Linked DNA regions of Homo sapiens: region 2 is linked to region 1. A link is a loop called in an ENCODE intact Hi-C map of the cell type or tissue named here. Cell type or tissue: IMR-90. All regions are shown on one strand.

Region 1 (8,000 bases):
ATGATGATTTTATATAAAGTTCAAGAACAGGCAAAACTCATTGATGGTGGTAGAAGCCAGAGTAGCGATGACCGTGTTGAAGGTACGGGGTAGGATAGAGGTTACTGATGGGGAAGAGGCATGAGGGAGCCTTGAAGAGTTTGGGAACTATTCAATATCTTGATCTGGATGTCAGTTACGTGAATGTCTGTGTATACAAAAATGCATTGGGCTGAGCACTTAAGTTAGTGCATTTAAGTTTAGCAAACAGTTTGGTACACTTCAATTTAAAAAAATGTTTAGGCCAGGTGCGGTGGCTCACCCCTGTAATCCCAGCACCTTGGGAGGCCAAGGCGGACAGATCACCTGAGGTCAGGAATTCGAGACCAGTGTGGCCACCATGGTGAAACCACGTCTCTACTAAAAATACAAAAATTAGCCAGGCATGGTGGAGGGTGCCTGTAATCCCAGCTACTTGGGAGGCTGAGGCAGGAGAATCACTTGAACCCAGGAGGCAGAAGTTGTAGTGAGCCCAGATTGCACCACGGCACTCCAGCCTGGGTGACAAGAGCAAAACTCCATCTCAAAAAAAAAAAAATAAATAAAATAAAATTTTCAAATGTTTAAAAAGCAGCTGCTGGAGATTGTGCTTTACCAAAGTGAGGAACAAACCCAAACTGGAAAAGCATGGGATACAGGCAATAGGAAATTGCGTGGAGGACACAGATGAAAGGGATTCCTATGAAGACTGAGCTCCAGGATGGCAGTTGCAGAGTAGTCAGGAGTGACAGGAGCTAGAGACAAAGGAATTAAAGTGGGGAAGCATCTAGAAGAAAAAAAATGAAAAGAAAAAGAAACTGATAGATTATCTTAGAGTCCAACTCTATTCAAGGGAGTATCACAATTCTACCAAAGAATTTAGGGAGAAATTCCTAATAAGCATAAAAAACTAAGCAACAACAAAAAATAAGCTATTACTAATGAAAAAAAGAAACCCACAAAAGGTTACATAAACATGTTACCATAGTACACTATATGACTCAGCTTTAAATTTAGCCAGAATATTGTTAGACGATTATGTTGGGAGGATGAGAGGAAGGACAAAGTGGGGGCATGGGAGGAATGCAGCCAGAGGGGTATGGTAAGAAAGCTAAATTCTCATCAGCCCCAGAAGAAAACCAGTAGAAAGTGACTACACTTGAAACGAAATGAAATAACTGCACTTGCATATTATTTAGGAACATGAAAGTAAATCACAAACAGTTGAAAGTGTTTAGACTCAGAGTGGAGAGGGGTAGAGAGAGGACTGATATTTTTATTGTTGTATTGACTTCTACATTACATACATAAAGTATTTCAGCACTATGCTGAAGCAATTTTTAAAATTTCAGAAGACCAGGTGCGGTGGCTCACGCCTGTAATCCCAGCACTTTGGGAGGCCAAGGCAGGCAGATCACAAGGTCAGGAGATCGAGACCATCCTGGCTAATACAGTGAAACTCCGTCTCTACTAAAAGTACAAAAAAATTTGCCAGGCATGGTGGCAGGCGCCTGTAGTCCCAGCTACTCAGGAGGCTGAGGCAGGAGAATCGCTTGAACCCGGGAGGCTGAGCTTGCAGTGAGCAGAGATCACACCACTGCACTCTAGCCTGGGCAAAAGAGTGAGACTGTCTCAAAAAAAAAAAAAATTTTTCAGAAAACTCTAAGAAATAAAAAATAAAGTGACTCATTTGAAAACACATTTTGATTCCAATTGGTTTTTTGCTGTTGTTGTTTTTGTTTTGCTTTTTTTTTTCTTTTTTTTTTTTTTAAGATGGAATCTCTCCCTGTCCCATAGGCTGGAGTACAGTGGTGTGATCTCAGCCCACTGCAACCTCCCGCCTCCTGGGCTCAAATGATTCTCCTGAGTCAGCCTCCCAAGTAGGTGGGACTACAGGCACATGCTCCAGTTGATTTTTTTAAAAACACATACATAGCACATAGTAAGTTGCATAGAGAGGAATTTGTGGCAGGTTATAAAATCACACTGTAATCCTCTTAGAGATCCAAAAAGCTGGGACATTAAACTCGGTCAGCCACCAGTGCTTACTTCAAAGGAAACAGAGTCATGAGATACAAGTGTAAGTTCTATCAGCTTTCAGCTCCATCACAGCTAATGGCATGATAATATTGTACCAGTTTAGAACTTTTAGGTGTAATCACTTTTTGTTATTATTTCAAATCACAACTGCACAACTTAAATGTGCTTTTAAAAAATTAGGTTCTATTAAAGAAAAAATGATTCCTTTATTTAAACAAGGCAATCTGTACCTACAAGGGGCTACACCTACAACTTCTAGAGGCCTATGAAAACCACCAGTGGAAACCACATGTGGAAAAAAATAGGTGCTGGGCTAGTTAAAATGCTAATACAATTTCAAGTATTACTGTATTTTTTTTCTAAAAAGGAAGACAACACAATAGTGTTTTGAAAACTATAGTATAGGAAAGTATATGTGTTATATGTGTGTGGTATAAATGAAATAAATCTTGATAATACAATTTAAGTCTCCTTGGATTTGGCTCTGAAAAAGAAATACTTAATGACAATGAATAATTAAAGGAAGTTTGAATGACAGGTCTAAGAAAAAATATTTTTTTTTGAGACAGGATCTCATTCTGTCACCCAAGTTGGAGTGCAATGGTGTGATCTCGGTGCACTGCAGCCTCGAACTCCTAGGCTCAATTGATCCTCCCACCTCAACCTCCTGAATGGCTGGGACTATAGGCTACAGGCATGCACCATCATGCCCAGCTAATTTTTGGTAGAGATGGGTTTTCACCATGTTGCTCAGGCTGAAAATCTTAAATTAAGCTTATAGTTCTGTGTTTCAGACATTTTGAGAAAAAATATTCCATACTAGAATGATGAATGTATCTTTTTAGTCCTCAGCTTTTTCTTTGTTACTGCCTATACATCACAGGCTCTTTATTAGAACTATATTTCTAGCCAATGATAAAAAACAAAAAACTACTAGTTGGTGGTACTTTTATCAAATTCCATTTGCTGCAGATATTTAGATTTTTGTTAGCCAAGACTTTCAGAACTACTGCTATGTGATTATAAGAATTTATTCATGACACCTTCAAATCAACACAATCTATTTTCTTCAGATTCTAATTAGTTATCAATATTTCAAAATTAATATTTAGCAGTTGTCAATCTTTAAATGCAAGAGATGTTTACCATGATTTTATTCTCATAATGTCCACATTATTGAAAAATAAACCAAAAGATAAGAGAAAAATGCTAGCAAATGGCTAGCTACCTTAAAAAAAGGAGGTGCATTTGATTGAGACTTTTGATTTTGATGGTTCTTATCTTATAGAATCCATTTCAGAACTAAATAGACCTAGGTATATAAGGATGAGGCAACAAAGATATTTCTTCCATTCTGTGACTTGGAATAGCCATACTCCACTCACATACAATGTGTTTTGGTTTGAAAATATGTTTTCAAAAATATGAATTACTAGACAGAACATGATAAAAGCTCTGTGTCTTCATATAGCTAGGCCAGTTTGAGAAATTATGTAAGTTTAGTAGCAGCAAAATGTTCACCAAGTATTCATTGGTTTAATATTTTTAGTAGCTTATTAAAAAAAGCTATTTCTATTTGTTTATTTGTGATGTTTGGGAAATAAACATGCTGATAATTCTTTCGTAAGATACTTTTTAAGATTGAGACCCCATGAGGTACCGAAAAAAGCATTCACTTCTCTCACACTTGAGGTCACAAATTTTTGCAAGTCAAAAATGTTGGCCATGCCAAAAACATCATGCTGCACACTACCAAATAAAAGAACACTGTTATTCTTACAAGGAAAGGTTTGACAAGACAGGAAATAGGCAGGGTCAGAGAGGTTTACTTAATACGGAGACTCATTTAACCATCATGAAGCCAAAATACAATGACAGTTAAAAAAAATAAACAAATAGCTGTTACACAAAACAAAACCCCAGGATACATGGTCTCTACTGGAACTGATTATTAGAGTTTTAGCAAATACAGGAAGTGGATAACCCCAGAGAACCCTCACAACATTTCTAGACGTCTTCTCCATTTACTTTTGTCACATGCGCTTTACTGAGATAATGAAGATTAAAACAGTTTTGATTTGTGGGTAGAAATTTGAACAAAGAAGGATTGATCTTAAAATGCTGCAAGTAACCTCATTAAAGGGCAATCATTTTAAAAGTCACATTCTCCTAAAAATGGGGAAGGAGGAGGAAGAAAAAAATGAAAGATAGGAAAAATCTAGCTGTTCATTACAATTTTCCATTTTTGTTTAAACACAGCAGGAGGGCAAAGCTGCTGGCTTCTCTGGTCCTTACAAATGCCAGGAGAGATTATACAAACCCTGCAACCACCCAAATCTTATTTAAAGTTAAAATCATTGTTCTCATCTAATGACTTTTGCCTGCTTTCACTCAAATATTGCAGCATTTTGTTTTCTGCCAGCTTGGACCCATTGAGAATTGTAGACTTATAATTGCAGATAAACTATGAAAAAACAAAAACAAAACAAAAAAACTACCTTTTACAAAAAAGCAAACATCAAGTGACATCTAGTGGTTGCTAGATACTATTTCCTAAGGCCTCTAGATAGCAGTATTTTCAACAACATATTGTCTTAATGTTGGTTATAATTTTTGTTTCCCACATACAGCCTCGGTCTTTTTTTAAGACAGAAACGCATCTGATAAAGATAGTAAAGTTGCCATTTTCTTTTCTCAAAGAAAAATTCTTTTTCTATTAGAATATAAATAAGGAAATAGCTATAACTCATGCTATCTGCATGCAAAAAAAGTTCGCAGTCTATCCCATATTAAACTTATTTGGGCAATTATCAACTGTCTAGATGCATCTTAAGAGAAGATGACATTTCAAATCCCAAATTCCTCTGTTTATCTATCATCTTTTGTTTTGTTTTGCTTTTTGAGACGGAGTTTTGCTCTTGTTGCCCAGGCTGGAGTGCAATAGCGCAATCTCAGCTTATTGCAACCTCCGCCTCCCTGGTTCAAGTGATTCTCCTGCCTCAGCTTCCCAAGTAGCTGGAATTACAGGCGCCCGCCACCATGCCTGGCTAATTTTTTTGTATTTTTAGCAGAGATGTGGTTTCACCATGTTAGCCAGGCTGGTCTTGAACTCTTGATCTCAGGTGATCCACCTGCCTCGGCCTCCCAAAGTGCTGGGATTATAGGCGTGAGCCACTGCGCCTGGCCTATCTATAATCTTAAAGGCATTATTAACTTGATAAAATTAAATTTAGTTCAATTGTTGTCCATATTTTTCTTTCCCCCACCTTGAGAACGCTACAGGGTAATTTTGCAAGAATCTAGGTCCACTTTTTACAATTTTTGCTAGTTACACCACAAGTTGTTAAAGAATAGTAACTTAAACAAGGCTACGTAGACATCAGCTGCAAACCTAATTGGGATTGGAATTGCTTAACAACGCTCCTTCAGTGATTTCATGTTTCTGAAAGGCGCCGTAGAAAATAAATGCCTTGCATTGATGTCTTGAAACTGCATTTGTGAAAGAGACAGAAAAGGAAATTATTGACTGAGAAATTGAAAGATGGTGTTTAAATTTAGTATTTTCTTTCCTTGCAAGGAAAGGAAACTTGGAAAATGCAACTGTAACCCAAAGGCCAGCTGTCTGGCTGTCCCCAAGTCTTCCAGTCTTCCAGAGTCACTCTTCATTTTAATAACAGCACACACACACACACACACACACACACACACACAGACACACACACTACTATATAAAACTCCCATCTGACTTCTATGGAAGAACTAGCATCCCTTCACCTCCAATCTTTTCAAGGATTCTCAGGAGCTCTGCTTATTCTTAATCTCGGCTGCGCATCAGGCTTCTCACTACTTTTTCTTCACCCATTTTGGCCCAGATGCAAACTCTTTTGCTTTTAGTCCCCCTCTAAAGTCCCACTGACACTAAAGGAGTGGATTTGACTGAAGTTTGGGTAATAAGAGGGGAGCTACCGTACAGATAGCTCGGAAAACAGATTAAAATGTAATCTGTGAAGTGATACAATGTCTGGGATTTGTTTCAAAATAATTCACTGGGGGTTGGGAGTGGGCAAGTAGGTAGGGATACGGAAGAAACAAAATCAGCTATGAGAGGATCATTGTTAAAGCTGAGTGATGATTACACGGGGTTCATTATACTTCTCATTCTGCTTTTGTATATGCTAGAAATTTCCATAATATAAATTTAGAAGAAGTGTCTTGGCACTCCTTGATGCAGGAAATTTCTCACTGGTCCTTTCTCTGATTAGCCTCCTACCATATTTTGGCGTTCCTGCCCCCTGCTAACCACCCCTGCCACCAACTCCTGAGTCCCTCACATCTCTCTGCCTCTCCTTCTCAGCCTGCCCAAACAAGCCCTTGAGCTCTGAGATCCTACTCTAACATTTGAGTAGCCCATCAGAATGGCTTGCTGACTCCCTAAAAATAAAGAGACCAGTTTTCACCCTAAGAGTAAATTCTGCCCCTAGGTTTACAATACCTCATTCAGGTAAAAGGAACACAACTAGAATAGCACCTGGTGTATATAGCACTTAAAAAATGTTAGCTCTCTTCCTTTTATTATTTGTATTCTAATTTAAGTTATGAAAATCAATTCTAAAATTTGGACACAGATAATTATATTAGAACAAAGCAGTTTAAAAGATGATACTCTGGCTGGGCGCGGTGGCTCACGCCTGTAATCCCAGCACTTGGGAGGCCGAGGCGGGTGGATCACTTGAGGCCAGGGATTTGAGACCAGTCTCGCCAACATGGTGAAACCCCGCCTCTACTAAAAATACAAAAATTAGCCAGGCATGGTGGCGGACACCTGTAATCTCAACTACTCAGGAGGCTGAGGCAGGAGAATCTCTTGAACCCAGGAAGCAGAAGTTGCAGTGAACCGAAATCGTGCCACTGCACTCCAGCCTGGGCAACAGAGCAAGACTCTGTCTCAAAAAAAAAAAAAAAAGGTGATACTCTATGCCTACGAAGTAAAATGTGGCAGGCAGATGATTATTTTGCCTTCTAAACAAGAGATGTTCAATATAGACACAAATAAAACTATCTTTAAGTAATAATATTAATACGTATTTTCTCTCCCAACCACACTACAGTAGCCAAAAGGCTAAGCAGTTCTCACAGCCCCTGCTCATCAGAGGTGACCTAGAAGGCTGAGGAATCTGAACTCCCAGATGAGCTGTACTGGGGGAGAGGGCGGTGCAGGGGGTGGAACCTAGCGTGAGTACCCAGCCTCTCTTCTACCTTCGTCAGCATCAACTGGCAACAGCTCCTTTCACTTCACTTTGTCTACTTTGGCCTAGAAAACACAGGCTTTGCTTAGTGCAGCTCTGAAGTCAGCTGAGGTTAATGTTCAAACCCCACAGAAGGTGTGCGTCTGAAGAAAGGAAGTGAAGTTTCGTAAGGGAAAGGATTTTTTGTTTCAAAATATGTGTGGGGAAATAATAAGAGAATTCATCTGGATAATTATGTTAACAATACAAGGTAGAAACTGCATGTTGTCCATATTTCACATTCCCAGGAGGGAGAACAGAGATTCAGAGATTTGGGGTGCGATAAAGTAGCCGTGGCTTTTGCAGCCTCATGCCAAACACATCTGAGCAAGGGACACAGAAAAGTGGATGTGTTACCGCTGGCCTGTGCCATTGTCCCCAAACACACATGAGACAATGTCAGCACTTACTTCTAGCTCTAAATTGAAAAAACACTTCCTCTCTTTCTGCGAGCACCATTTTCCCTCCCACTCACCCCTGGAGTCTGACACAGTTTCCATTCCAAGGAGACCGGGTAATGATTCCAAGGAGAAAGGGTAACATACTTCAGCAAAAGAGCTGGCGGACAGTGTGAGACGGGCGCAGGGATCAGTTTAGGCTGAAATGAATTAGGAAACATTTTTAACTTGCCCTTTGAAGTTTTTATTGCCTTATCAT
Region 2 (8,000 bases), 82 kb before region 1:
AATATTTTTCTTTAAAATACTTTTGTAGTAAGCTCTCATATCTTTTGAGTATCCTTAAAATCTATATACTCACTGACTTTTCACATGCTACAATTTTCTGGAAACATTTAATTTGATGCAGGTAAAATAAAATATGGTTGTTATGCTATACATTTTTGAAAGCTGATAAAGCTTATTTTTATTATTGCTTATTTTTCTCCATGGTGGAATTTTATGAACTTTAATTTGCTTTATGTATTTCTTTGATTCATTCTAGTTTTTTTGAATTTTAATTGTTTGATGGAAGTCATGCCAGTGGGAACCTCTTCCTTATTTTTCCCTTTTCTTTGCAGATATCAATGAATGTCTTCTAGAACCCAGAAAATGTGCACCAGGTACCTGTCAAAACTTGGATGGGTCCTACAGATGCATTTGCCCACCTGGATACAGTCTTCAAAATGAGAAGTGTGAAGGTAGGAAAGCTATCAGTTGTAGCAAATGAGGAGTGTCGGGTGTCCACTGGACTTAGCAGAATGAGAATTTTTGTAATGACGTCTTCATTTTGGAATACTTTATCAGAAACAAATGCAAGGGCATAGGTATGACATGGTCTCATCCTTCTGGCAAGACAAGAAGCACTAATTATCATGCTAATCTCTAATGAAGTTATTTTGTTCTGTGCATATGACTGATCATATGATCCTGACTCTTTTCCACTGTGCTTTCACACATTTGTTAGGAATGCTGTGTCCTACTCCCAGTATTTCCGAACTACATTTTTTAAGTGGCGATTCTTTGCAGCTAAAAATAGCTCCTGATTCCATTTAAAAACTTTAAATGACCACATTCAAGGTTGGATGAATGTGGTTATATCGTTTGTCTATTTTGTTTTTACCTATAGAGCAGTGGAAATGTCTTATTTCAAATAAATTCTCAGCAAATTTTACAGTATTACATTCCTTTTTGTTTGTTTGTTTTTAATGGAGACAGGGTCTTACTCTGTCACCAGGTTGAAGTACAGTGGCACGAGTATAGCTCACTGTAAGCTTGAACTCCTGGGCTCAAGTGATCATCCTGTCTCAGCCTCTGGAGTAGCTGGGACTACAGGCATGTGCCACCATGCCTGGCTGATTTTTTAATTCTTTGTAGAGATGGGGCCTCCCTATGTTGCCAGGCTGGCCTCAAACTCCTGGCCTCAAATGATCCTCCTTCCTCAGCCTCCCAAGGGCCTTCCTTTAACCTCAACAAATATGTCATATCATTAAGTGAAGGACATTAATTGCTAGAATTTCATAAATAAGTAGGGTTGAAAGGATTTTCAAGAAGTCACCTAGTTCACACCCCTGACTTTAAACAGGTCTGCATCTAATCCACAATGAGAATTTTCTCTACTTTTAATATCGTCAATTAGAAATTTTATTATATATCCAATTTAAGTAACAATCAAGTGGTGATATTTAAAATGGAAACACCTTATTGAAATTGTCTAGATGCAAATTTTTTAAGCATGTTATTTTACTTTTATTAAAAATTGGCTTTATTATCAATACATAAGTTCGCTAAATTGAACAGAATATATATAGAAAGAAAAATAACTGCACAGTCAATGAATGTGCCCATTCTACAATATTTGGCCCTATCCTAATAAGTTGGCATGTACAGGCTAATTTCTACCATAATATAAATAGTCATAGTAATAATTAAAAACAACTGAAAACATTTGAGCATTTTCACAAAAGTTAACTTTTATATTAAGAAAAGGTTGGATATAGGGGTGGAAGGAGTGTCAGAATGGAGTAATTCAATCGGCAATAGAAGATCAGATTCATTAATAAACCACAGGGAACATAACACAGGTATAAATGCAACCCAATAACATGGCATGATGGAGAAGCTGATTTTGCGTTGCACAGAAAGAGAATCACTTGGCATTGCACATTTCTAGAATATTTATTGTGTGGTATTTACAATATTAAGTCAAGATAATAAGGTTAATTTCTCAACTTTTCCTTAGTTGGGCCTCTTGAGAATAAAGTTGTATAATGCAAGTACATTTTGGTGTGAGTAGAAACCTTTGCACAAATATAAAAATAAAGAGCCCAGGATACAAGGATATTTTGTGTTTTGTTGAAAAAATAAAAAAGTATTCTCATAAAAGTAGCATGGCTCAGAATTAAGACTTACCACTTTGTTCACTAAAAATTCCTGCTGAAAGTCAGGAGGAAAGATAAGTGAGTTTGTTGGAATAGAGTGGGCATATTTTTCCATAGGTAATCGTATGTTTTATTGACCAACCCAAGCCAATTTTGAAAGTAGAAAAGGGCACTATTAACAATAAAGTCAGGCCAACTGGCATGAGCTGGGGCTCCCCCAGGCAAACTAGGACATATGGTTACTCAAGCCATTCAAACTTCTTATTGGCTACTCTTAACTACCACTGTACAGGAGCTAAGATGTATAATATACTAAAGAAAACATGCCACAATTCTAAGTGTACAGTTTCCTATTGTCTATATGATGAAAGAAAAAGCCTGTACAAGAAAGGTATTTTTGTGTCTTCAGAAAGATTAACCCACAAATCAGGAGCGTCATCTTCTATGATATCGTTAGTTTGCACTTCATAGGATTATACTTATTTTCATGAGTCTTAGTGTTCTTGTAAAATTCACAGTTTTAGGGCTATAGCATAGGGTATTGGGAAAAGTTCTGTGGGTGGTTGGAGGGGAGTAAATTTGGATCAAAGGCCTAGATCTCACATTGAGTGAGTCACTAGCAATGTGCTTAAAGTCTCAGCATTTCTGCTTCCTGAACAATGGTGCAGTGTGACTCTAGAATTTCATGCTTCTTTCCTGGCCTAGGGTACTATGAAATTACTCTGACTTTTCTAGTTAGCCAAGCAACTCAGTCTGGGTAAGAGACGTTTGTCACTGCACCCCTTAGAAGGCAGTTGCACATTCCATTTTTATATCAATAACTGTCAAAACTAATTCTTTTGAAGTCATGACAACCTAGAAGTCCAGTCCACAGTGTTATGGTACAGAAAAATACCTTTATTATTGTAAGAGTTTGGAAACTCAGTTGCCCTTTGTGTGTCCACATTGTGTGTTTGGTACCTGATGATGTCTCCATCGTGTTTTGACTTTGTTTGACTCATGTGATTCTTTTAGATATTGATGAGTGTGTCGAAGAGCCAGAAATTTGTGCCCTGGGCACATGCAGTAACACTGAAGGCAGCTTCAAATGTCTGTGTCCAGAAGGGTTTTCCTTGTCCTCCAGTGGAAGAAGGTGCCAAGGTAAGTGTCTTTGAAGGCTTTGGGCTTTCAATGCTGCATGTTTATTTGTGGTGGTCTTATTTTTCAAACATGGCAAAGCTCTGTTTCTTTGTGAACAGGAAGATGGAGAGTTTTCATTCACCCAGAGGTCTAATGATAACCATATGTCAGAAGGTTCATTTTCACTTTTAAGGTTAAAAACTCATCCATCAAGTTATGGTTGCTTATACAATTGTACTGACACATAAACCTCTCTCCCACTAAGAACACAAATGCTGATAGGCCCATCAGTGGGGAAACACCTTGAGCCACCGAAACAGCAAAGCCTGGGGGAAGTTGAGCTACATATCCCCTACCTCTGAAGAGATAAGCTGAAAAATGTGGGTCCAAAGTTAGACTTGAGACTGAAAAACTGCACATTAACCCATTTGCCCCCACAATATGGTAACCATCCCTTATATCACAAATTCTCCAAGAAAACAAAAATAAATTTAAACTGATCAGGATTCTTGCTGGGCCATTGTTCATTTTTAGGAATAATACTTGTCAACTATTTGAGTAAAGATTTTCAAGGGTTTGCCAATGACTTTCAAATTTTAAACAAAAATCAAAAGGATCCTGAACTTTGGCATAACACAGTATGTACTTAAGTCCCAGAAAACTGTTTAGACTTTTCTAAACAATACAGTTGTGTATGGATATCTACATACACAAACTAGTTTCATGAATTCCGGGGAAGGGAGATGAAACAAACACATGTATTTCTTTTTTTTCCACTTGTAGCTTTTGTTGTTTGGTTGTTACTGTTGTTTTGATGTTGAGTTGGGTTTTTTTTTTTTTTCATGGTTTTTTGGTTTTGCTTCCGTATTACCAAATATGGAAGAGGCACTGGATATCATTTAAGGTTCAAAAAATTGAGTTTGGGGTCCCAGCCCTGCCATATTTAGTCTAGAGCAAGTCATTTAATCTTTTGGAAGCTCAATTTCCTCATTTTAAACAACAATAATATCTGCCCAACCAGCCTTACTGTGACAAAGCTTTGTTAGTTTCTGAGTCCTTTGTAGACTCTTGTTGTTATTCTAATGATCTGATTAACTTTTTACTTTTCAACTAGTTATTTGGGAAGTAAGAAGGAGAGGGTTGAGAGTTCTCCGGTTGATTTCAGCTTGTTGGTAGTTGTCAGTGGTCTGTGTGGATTTCAGGGTGGTGCTTAATTCGAACAGATATTCTGCATGGTACAGACCAGTCAGATAAATTCTAACTCCTACTCCCTTGTTTTTGTGTGCCTTTGGCTTGGCCTGAATTTGGAAAGAAAGCAGTGAGAAACCAGGTGTGAATCTGCCGATGTGGCAGGCCAGAGGAAACTCCTAGGCTATTAATTCAATTTGCACTGGCCCATCACAGAGCAAGCTAACGCTGCAGGAAGAATCAGCCCAGCTGTGAGCAGCCCTGCCACATGCTCAGCTCCAGGAGGCAGAGCCAGAACTGAGGAATGCAAGCAGGGAAAGTGACTTTTGTAGTTCTGATGAAATTTCGAGGTCATTAAGGGCTCTTTGCAGATGGACTGGTAAACAGGCATCCCAGTGAGTCCTGAAGTATGTGGGCAAGCACAGCTCTCTTCCCCAATGCAAGACACCCTTGATTAATAAGCCAATTCTAGAGAATCACCACAAGCTAAAGTAAGTCTCCTACAGAGCACAGATTTTGCTGGAGCCAGGAAATTGAGAGCTGGGTTTTTCTTGTAAGATGACAAATTAGGAGTCAGACTTCTATTGCTCATGAAATGAGAAAATTCCACAGAACCGTGGATAATGTTTTTTAAAAAGCGAATGCCATGGGACTCAGGTGGACAGAGCCTGGCACAAAAGACCACAGGTGTAAATGAGCCACTCCCACTTGCAAAGTTCAACGAAGAGAATTTGCCACTTAGACTGACTCAAGACTTCGTGCATTTGAGTCTCTGTCTAATGCCAAGATTTTTTTTTTTCGGGGTGGAGTGGTGTGGGGGAGATAGAGCTGGGGTCTGGGACGAAGTCAGCTATTAAAGGAAAAGAGAATGAGAATTTTAATACACCAATATTACAACATACATATTTAAAGAAACACTACAAACTGGAAGACAAAGCAGAGTTAAGTTTTCATATATTTGTTGAGACATTTTTGTGAGTAGTCACTGAATTATATCTAAAGGTAGTTGGAGGCATAAATAACAAAAACAAGACTGATAAATACAAAACATTATATGTGACAAAGAACTTGAAGAATAAAAGAGATCAAAAGTGTTCTCCAAGAAACAAGAATTTGTTCAGTCTTGAAGTTTCTCAGCAAAGCAAACATTTGGGTGGCAGAGATGCCGCAGGATTGACTTTTATTGCTCTTGACCTTCAGAAGGATAATTCATTGAAAGGTGCTTGCCAGGTCCTTGCCACAACAGATGGGGAAGTGGAATAGAAATTAGAGAGATGATTTATCTGGATGAGTTGGTAGCCATGAAAGGTTGAGCAGGTTTACTGGGGAGGCTACCTGAATTTGATTTACATAACTTGGTAAATATAATAGATAGATAGATAGAAACTTTAATTCATGAAAACCTTTCCTTTGTTATCTCTGGCAACTCTGTTATTCCTACATTGTCTTCTTTGTCATGAAATAAAAGCTGGTGAGACTGTCTTAACAGAAGTGCTTAGGTGGTTATGATAGTATGGTTCCTGGGATTGAAAAACAGTGATGGAAGTGAATGAAAAAGGCAGAGGTGGTCAGATATAAAGAAAGAAGAATAGTACAATATGGGTATGAAAGCATTTCTTTTAAACCTGCAGATTGTGGCCTCTGTGTAATGAGAGGAGTTTTGGAAGGCTTTAAGAAGTCAAGTTCGAGGGAAAACACAGTCCATACCTCTGGTTGAGCTCACTTTTTGGAGTCAATGTGTTGTATGAGAAATGGAAAAGCCCGTTTCCAAAATTATGTCAAGCAATGTTGGAGAATTTTATAGGAAGTAGATCCCATCTTCTTTGTTGGAGTCATCAAAGCAATAATCAATATTGAAATATATTCTTTCAAAGAAAGACTATTCTGTTCCCACCCACCCACAGCCCTGCCCTCCTCTTCCTTCCCTCTCTGTGTTGAGCTAAACAAGCTTCTTTTAAAAATTTAACATTGACACAGCTCTGCATATGTGTGTGTGTGTAAAATCTACAAAAAGCCCCACTTGCATTTTGTAGCCAGCATCTCCGGGAGTATCTGCTTCAGTGACCAACCCTTGTGTTGTATTTTTGCCCATCTACAAAGTTGCCACTTCTGTATTTGTTCTGTGCCTGTGATCTGGGATTTTATTTTAGTTCCAGAGTTTAGGGGACACAGAATAAACCACAAAGTGTGATATCACAGTAAATATTAGAACTAAGAGGATTCTCTTACTCTAGTGTGCTCATTAAACATGATATTGCAAGCAGAGCTATCAATGAAGGAATCTTGTGAATGATTCCTTCTGTGGACTTTCCAATCCTGAAGTCACTGACAGATGTCAGTTTTGAAAACTGTCAGTTTTGGATTTTATTGGATTCACATCGGGTTACTTTGAAATAGTGACTAAAATGAGAAGTAATAAATTTAAGTTCATAGAGTTGTTCATCAGATCTCACTATACAAAAGATACCCATGACTTTAACAATCTCAGCTCAGTTACCATTAGAATCACGTAAGGAGTATTGCTGTGGTCCTGAGAGGAGAACATATATAACATAGTGGGTTGTTCTTTATTTGCTATGGTGCAATACGGACTCAGTAGGAAAGCAACTGAAGGGTGTCATAAATTTATGCTGCAGATTTGCGAATGAGCTACTGTTATGCGAAGTTTGAAGGAGGAAAGTGTTCATCACCCAAATCCAGAAATCACTCCAAGCAGGAATGCTGCTGTGCCTTGAAGGGAGAAGGCTGGGGAGACCCCTGCGAGCTCTGCCCCACGGAACCTGATGGTATGTCTGTCATCTGCATTTCTCTCTGGGCCATGCAGGGTGCAGACTGGCCATGATGTAAGTAAGACTGTAGGCCTTAAAGACAGTAACACAATTTAATTTAATTGTAAGTCTAATTAGAATGTTCATTAAAAATTATTTTATCTCAGGAGCTTGGTAGTTATTTTCTTTTTAATTATGTCATGAATCACAGATGCCCAAGGAGTAGACACAACATCTTAGGGAGTCTCGTTAAATAACTTCCTCTGGTTTCTGGGCTTGTTTTTTCCATCATTTATCAATATGCACAGCATGTAGCAATTTTCTACCTCAAAATACTTGTGGAGAAGCTTGTAATGAATTGCTATTGTTCTATCTATTAATGAGTGTCTCCACCACAGAGGCCTTCCGCCAGATATGTCCTTATGGAAGTGGGATCATCGTGGGACCTGATGATTCAGCAGTTGGTCAGTTGCCTGTGCTGGATTCTCAGCATTTCTCAGTATTCTCAATCTGCTTCTTCTCTAGTTATTCTTATTTTTCTCCATCTATCTTGGAAAATTAAGTGCTACTTTTTTGTCCCTTCATTTAGATAGCAATTATATTATTGCATTATTAGATAATCTTTTGATTAAACACTGAAATGATCATAATTTATCTTCACGTTTAAAAAATACCTTGTTATTCACTATTTTTTTTCTCTTGCTTAAGATATGGACGAATGCAAAGAACCCGATGTCTGTAAACATGGACAGTGCATCAATACAGATGGTTCCTATCGCTGCGAGTGTCCCTT

Evidence for each region. Hi-C counts contacts between places; a loop is a spot of excess contacts. Peaks named below come from ENCODE experiments on the same cell type or tissue, not always from the same donor. Only the 100,000 strongest peaks of a DNase experiment are listed, where the experiment ranks them.
Region 2: it touches region 1 in a loop (3-fold over the local background); 5 of 110 quality-filtered maps call a loop at or near these places.

The regions. Positions count from the first base shown.
Region 1 is chr15:48,354,911-48,362,910 of GRCh38, reverse strand. No RefSeq gene overlaps it. Among named protein-coding and RNA genes, the nearest start is that of DUT-AS1, 27 kb to the right of the region's middle. In IMR-90, a CTCF peak has its summit at 4,606 (motif pointing left); a DNase peak (open chromatin) is centred at 4,570; H3K27ac peaks cover 201 bases.
Region 2 is chr15:48,436,993-48,444,992 of GRCh38, reverse strand. It overlaps FBN1 (fibrillin 1), which reads left to right. Exons shown (of 66, transcript NM_000138.5): 49 at 333-452; 50 at 3,147-3,272; 51 at 7,076-7,225; 52 at 7,606-7,671; 53 at 7,916-8,000. Among named protein-coding and RNA genes, the nearest start is that of DUT-AS1, 110 kb to the right of the region's middle. In IMR-90, no CTCF peak of the experiment used is centred here; a DNase peak (open chromatin) is centred at 4,772; H3K27ac peaks cover 1,589 bases.